2 separate regions of the Mus musculus genome follow, and region 1 is linked to region 2. The links are chromatin loops, found by intact Hi-C in ENCODE. Cell type or tissue: left cerebral cortex. All regions are shown on one strand. Each heading gives the region's core, and the rest is flanking DNA. Links, peaks and the distances in the headings are about the cores only. Region 1 overlaps Galnt17 (polypeptide N-acetylgalactosaminyltransferase 17). Region 2 has its middle 4.2 kb from the start of Gm29681.

Region 1 (2,913 bases), core at 133-2,632, 250 kb before region 2:
CCCAAGCATGAGTGATAACTCACAAAAGCTGGACCTGAAGGCCCACACAGCATGTAGGAGAGCATCTTTTCCAGGCACCTTAGCTGGTCTACTTTTTGTTTTTTTGTTTTTTTTTTGTTTTGTTTTCTAGGCCAGCATTCCTCGACCTATGGTTTATAATCCCTTTAGGGGTGAACAACCCTTTTACAGGGGTCACCTAAGACCATGGGAAAACACAGATATTTGCATTATGATTCATAACATTAGCAAAATCACAGCTAGGAAGTAGCAACAAAAAATAATGTTACAGCTGGGGGGGAGGGGGGTGTCACCACAACATGAGAAACTGTGGAAAGGGTAGAAGCAGCTTTAGGGAAGTTGAGAACCACTGTGCTAGGCAATTCGCCTGGTCTCTGTGTCTTCCAGGCAGCTGGGCGTACATGACAATGTCTCTTAGTGGTCCTTACTGCTTACCTACAGGAGCTGGGGGAAGGGAGAGCTTTCAAATCTAGTCAGTTTCAAGGACTTCCTGAAGGCATTTTGCTTTATTTACTTCCTAAGCTTAAAGAGTTCCTCCCCATGTCCCTTAGGGTACCCCGTTGTTTCTCCTTCCTGCCAAAGCACAGTTTATTAAGGAAGGAACTCCAAGTAGGCAGGTTTTAATCTCAGAGGAAATTGCTAACATCACAGATCTCAGGAAGTTCCCTAAACTTAACAGCACTCCCTCCCCAAAGCTATTAAAACAGTAACAACTGCAGGGAAGAGAAGACCCTCTGGCCACTAAGCTGCCTGCTGCGTGCACAGGGACAGAGCTCCCATGAGTTGTCACCCATGCTTGGGGAGGACTTGGGGTTTGGAGTGATACAAGTGCGTCACCATATTCACACTCTTGTAAGCAACCCTGAAAAACTCACGATTCACTGAGCTATTGTTGATTTGGCTTGTTTCTTTGATTCATCATCAATGCCTCTCTGGGATGAATAGACGCCTATTCACATCTCAGAAAATAGTCACACAATACTGTCCCACTGATGGTTGGGGCTTCACCACGGAATTTGGGGGCAGGAGGGTGCAAACCTCAGTTGGTAACACACGGCTATGTACTGTTGGATTGTGGCCTAGGAGACAGCACAATGAATAATAGGTTCCCTGGTGGTGCATCCCCTGCAGCTCGGAACACTAGAAGTGCATTTGTGTCCATTAGCTGAGCTGTTCACGCAGCCTTTTCAGTTCCAGGAGTGATGAATCACTGCGATGTGCTCCAAGTACCTTTGGAACAAACCGTCCATAAATTCCCAAACTGCTATTTTATTCAAAATGGCATGTCTTACATGTATTATGAACTTTGTACTTCCTGGAATCTTTCGACAAAGATTATTTCATTTTATCCTCATTCAGCCTGTAGGGACATCGAGGTTCCATGAGGAGACTGAATGTGCTCAAGTCACTGAAGCTATTTAGCCTGCATCTAGAACCTGGGTTTCTTCACTTGCCAACAACCCAGTCTGTTTTAAAAAATGCACTCTTGAGATTGTTAAGATGGCTCAAAGATTAAGAGCACTGGCTGGTCCTCTAGAAGACCTGGGTTCAATTCCAGCACTTACAGGGTGACTCAAAATCATCTGTAACTCGAGTCCCATGTGATCTGACATGTTCTTCTGGTCTCTGAGGCACGTGGAAATACATGCAGTCAAAGCACCCATATACATAAAAATTTAAATTGAATGCACTCTTGAAGGGCAGGGTGGAACGTGCCTTTAATCCCAGCACTCAGGAGACAACAGTAGGCAGATCATTGTAAGTTCAAGACTAGCCTGTTCTACAAAATGAGTTCCAGGACAGACAGGACTATATAGAAAGTAAGACACTGTCTTAAGGAAGGAAGGAAAGGAGGGAGGGGAAAAGGAAGGAGGGAAGGAAAAAAAACAAGCAAGGAAGGAAGGAAGGAACGAAGGAATAAGAAACAAAGAAAATGCACTGTTAAAATGTTGGTGGAAATAACCTTACTCTTGTGATATGGACAGAGTAAAACTACTGTGGGAATCAAAACCCTAAGTAAAGCTACCCTGTAACCCAGCTATGCCACTCCCGAGGGTTAAGTCAGTGTACCACACAGAAGCCTCTATGCTCATGTAGATTTCTGCAGAATCATTTACAGTCACCAAGATAGGGAACCAGACTTGGTGTCCATCAATGGATGGATGTATAAAGACATGCAGTATGTGTGCACACACAGAGGAGTTTCATTCAGCCATGAAAAGGAATGAAAATTTGTCCCTGGCAAGGAAATAGAAGGAACTGAAGACCTTTACATTAAGTGAAATAAACTAGACTCAGACAAAACCTGCTGTATTCATTCATATACAGAATCTAAGTTTTAAACACACACACACACACACACACACACACACACACAAGTTATGAAAGCAAGAGGGGAATTATTTAGAGGAAAGGAAGGAGACTATTGGAGTAGAAGAGGGAGAAAGAAGATAGAGCTCTGTGTGTGTTTGTGTGTGTGTGTGTGTGTGTGTATGTGAGAGAGAGAGAGAGAGAGACTATCCTCACAGAATATAATAAATATAACAGGAGACGTTATAAGAAAATTCATTGTGAGTGCTAATTTTAAAAATGTAGACAAACAAAACAAAAAAAAAGAAAAAGAAAAGGAAGAAAATATGCATTCAGATTTCACTTGACTGTGATGAAGAAGACCAAAAGGGCCCAAGTTTCACTCTCATTGCCAAGCAAACGCTGGCACAAACATGCCCCCTCCTGCCTCACCCTGTGTGTGCAAGTGATTAACGTATGCCTCTGGCTTGTTCCGGCTGCCAATGCACCAAGTGTGTGGGTGAAATGAATATTTCTAATGACGAGAGGACGAGCTTGGCAGCCATCAGGCCTTGCTTTGGAGCAGATGGATGGAGAACATGTAAT
Region 2 (2,913 bases), core at 328-2,827:
ATGCAGGAAGAACAGGGAACTATTTGGTCCAGTGGCAGGGATGATGCAGGCTGTCTGGGCCTTCTTTAGAAGCTGTAAGCAGCGCTGAGTGGTCCAGACAACGCTGAGTGGTCCTAGAAGGGAGAGATGGACAGGAGCCAGGTTAGGAGTCAGGCTAGGAGTAGAACATCTCCCGGAAGTGCTATACACTCATCCCTGCTTGCCCAGCTGCCCAGGAGACTTGGGAATTGTTATGAAATCTAAACCAACATTCACCAGATTTGGAGGTCTCTATTCATTGGGGAGCCCCAGCTTCCAGAAGACTGGCTCTCTAAACTGTGAAAGCCACATTGCACCTAAATTCCTTTTGAATAACAATGCATTCTTCTAAGCCAGGCTAATGGGAAAGTAATCTCTCTCTCTTTCAGAGCTATTGCTCTGTGAAGTGCTTACCAAATAGGATTTTTAAATAGCAGGAGAGCCAAGCTCCATTTGGGAATTGATACCTTTAAACCCCAGCTGGAAATGTTCCCTCTTTACTCCCAAGGCAGAGACTGGAATCAGAAATCCCCAACTGGCCCCAGCCTCAGTGGGGGCTTGAGGCAAAGCCAGAAGTCATCAAGGTGGCTGTAAGCAAGCATTACATCCTGGCAAGGATATGCAATGGCCTCACACCTAAAGGTGGCCCTGAGAGCACGGCCAGAGATTAAGTGTTCTTCTCGGCAGCCAGCATGAAAGTTCCTAGACATAAACTCCATCTCTCTGTACCAATGGACCAAACCAGAGAGAGGAGGCTGGCCAGGATGCCTCGGTTTACAAAGATGTGCCTTAGGGGCTCAGGTTATGGTGAAGTGCTTATAAGACAAGCCTGACGACCTGAGTTTAGTACCCAGAATCTACATAAAACCTGGGCGTAGTTATCTCTATCCTGGAGAAGCAGAATCCAAAGGGACTCTAGGTCTTGCTGGTCAGTCAGCTTAGCCTACTCTGTGAGCTCTGGACCCTGTCCAAAAAATAAAAAAGATGAACAACACCTTAGGAATGATAGGAAAAGTTGGCTTCACACCTCTATACCATACATGTACATACAACACACACACACATACACACACATATGGACTCTGGACCAACAAGATACCCTGTTTTTAATAAAAGGTATATGGCATTTTAGGGATGATAGCCAAGGTTGGCCTCTTACCTCAATACCCCCATGCACACATTTACACAATTTATTTACACGCACATGCACACACACACACACACACACACACACACACACACACACACGACTGCTTGAGTGAGCATATGTCTTGCTCCTACCCCAATTCTTCCTCTACATAAGGGTAAAGCTCATGTCAGAACCCGAAGATGGGCTCGGAGTCCCTGGACCCTTTATGGCTTTCTCTTCCCAAGGCACACTGATGAAAACTCTCTCTCTCTCTCTCTCTCTCTCTCTCTCTCTCTCTCTCTCTCTCTCTCTCTCTCCTTCTCCAACTCTCTCCCTTCCTCCCTTCCTCCCTTCCTCCCTTCCTCCCTTCCTCCCTTCCTCCCTTCCTCCCTTCCTCCCTCTGATTCTCTTGGCTGAAGAAACAGCTCAGTGGCTAAGAGCACATATTGTTCCTGCAAAGAAACTGGGTTTGGTTCTCAGTGTCTATACTGGGTAGCTCATAACTGTCTGTGACACCATCTTCAAGGAAACTGACACCCTCTTCTGGTCGCCACAGGCTCTGCATTAATATGTGCATGTGTGTACATTTGTACACATGCATGCACACACACATGCTCACATACACACACACACCATTGAAAATAAATCTCTTTAAAGAGTCAAAATCAACTCCTGTTTGTGTGTGCACACACTTGTGCATGTGCGTGTGCGTGTGCATGTGTGTGCGAACACGTGAATGTACCTACAGGGATTGAACTCCAGCCTCCTGCATTCTAAGCAACTTTGCCAACTGCACACATCCCTACTCTGCCATAGATCTTTTTTTTTTTTCTTTTTCTCTTTCAATCTCCTCTCCATCCTCCCAGACGCCCAGACTAGAAGCTGGAACGCCTGAGCCCTCTACATCCTACTGAGGGAAGAGGCAGACACCGGAGGAGTGTGGCTTGGATGGCAAGCAGCATTTATGTCCTCGAGGAGAGCAGAGATTTATCAGGCAGAAAAATGATTGAATTCTTTTGTGTGTGCCTTTTATAACGGGACAAAATCGCCTCCAAATTATGATGGCTGTCGGGAGCTGGAGGGAAAAGGAAATTGAATATGTGCTTTTTCTGAGTTCTGAGGAATTGATTAGGGATTAATGGAGGGGGGATGGATAAATAGGCTAATTGATCAGGTAATTTATATTCCCAAACAAAACATGGGGTGGGAAAGCCCCCCACAGCTGGATGCAATTCATTTCCCTGTTCCCTCAGATAAAACATAAGAGGTGGGAGACCCCCAGACTTTGTACATTCTTTGTCAAAGAATTTCCAAGCCTACTCTCAGATTTAATGATATTCCTAGAACTTGGGAAAGGTTTTCTGTCCATGGCTTTGATTTATCAGCACAGATATTTAAACTAAGCATGGTAGCTCATGCTTGTAATTCCAGCACTTAGGAGCCTAAGGCAGAAGGATTGCTGTGAGTTTGAGGCCAGCCTGGGCTACACAGAAAAACTCTGTATCAACAGAACAACAGAAAAAAATTTGGGTTAATATCGGAAAAGAGGTCAGACATAGTGGAACAAGCCTGCTACCCCAGCACTCAAGAAGCAGAGGCAGGACCAGGGTGGTGACTCAACAGGTAAAGCATTGCCATAGAACCATGAAAGCCTGTGTTCAAGGCTCCACAACCCACTGGATGTTGTGGCTCCAATACCCATAAGCCCAGTCCTCCTATGGGGAGACAGGAGGCAGAGCCAGTAGAACCCCTCCTTGGCAGGTGTT

Evidence for each region. A loop is a pair of places that touch in the nucleus more often than their neighbours do. Peaks named below come from ENCODE experiments on the same cell type or tissue, not always from the same donor. Only the 100,000 strongest peaks of a DNase experiment are listed, where the experiment ranks them.
Region 1: it touches region 2 in a loop (3-fold over the local background); 22 of 42 quality-filtered maps call a loop at or near these places.

Annotation. Positions count from the first base shown.
Region 1 is chr5:131,164,746-131,167,658 of GRCm38, forward strand. All of the region lies in intron 1 of Galnt17 (polypeptide N-acetylgalactosaminyltransferase 17), which reads right to left. Among named protein-coding and RNA genes, the nearest start is that of Gm40338, 82 kb to the left of the region's middle. In left cerebral cortex, for the core only: no CTCF peak of the experiment used is centred there; a DNase peak (open chromatin) is centred at 1,094.
Region 2 is chr5:131,417,457-131,420,369 of GRCm38, forward strand. No RefSeq gene overlaps it. Among named protein-coding and RNA genes, the nearest start is that of Gm29681, 4.2 kb to the left of the region's middle. In left cerebral cortex, for the core only: a CTCF peak has its summit at 1,672 (motif pointing left); no DNase peak of the experiment used is centred there.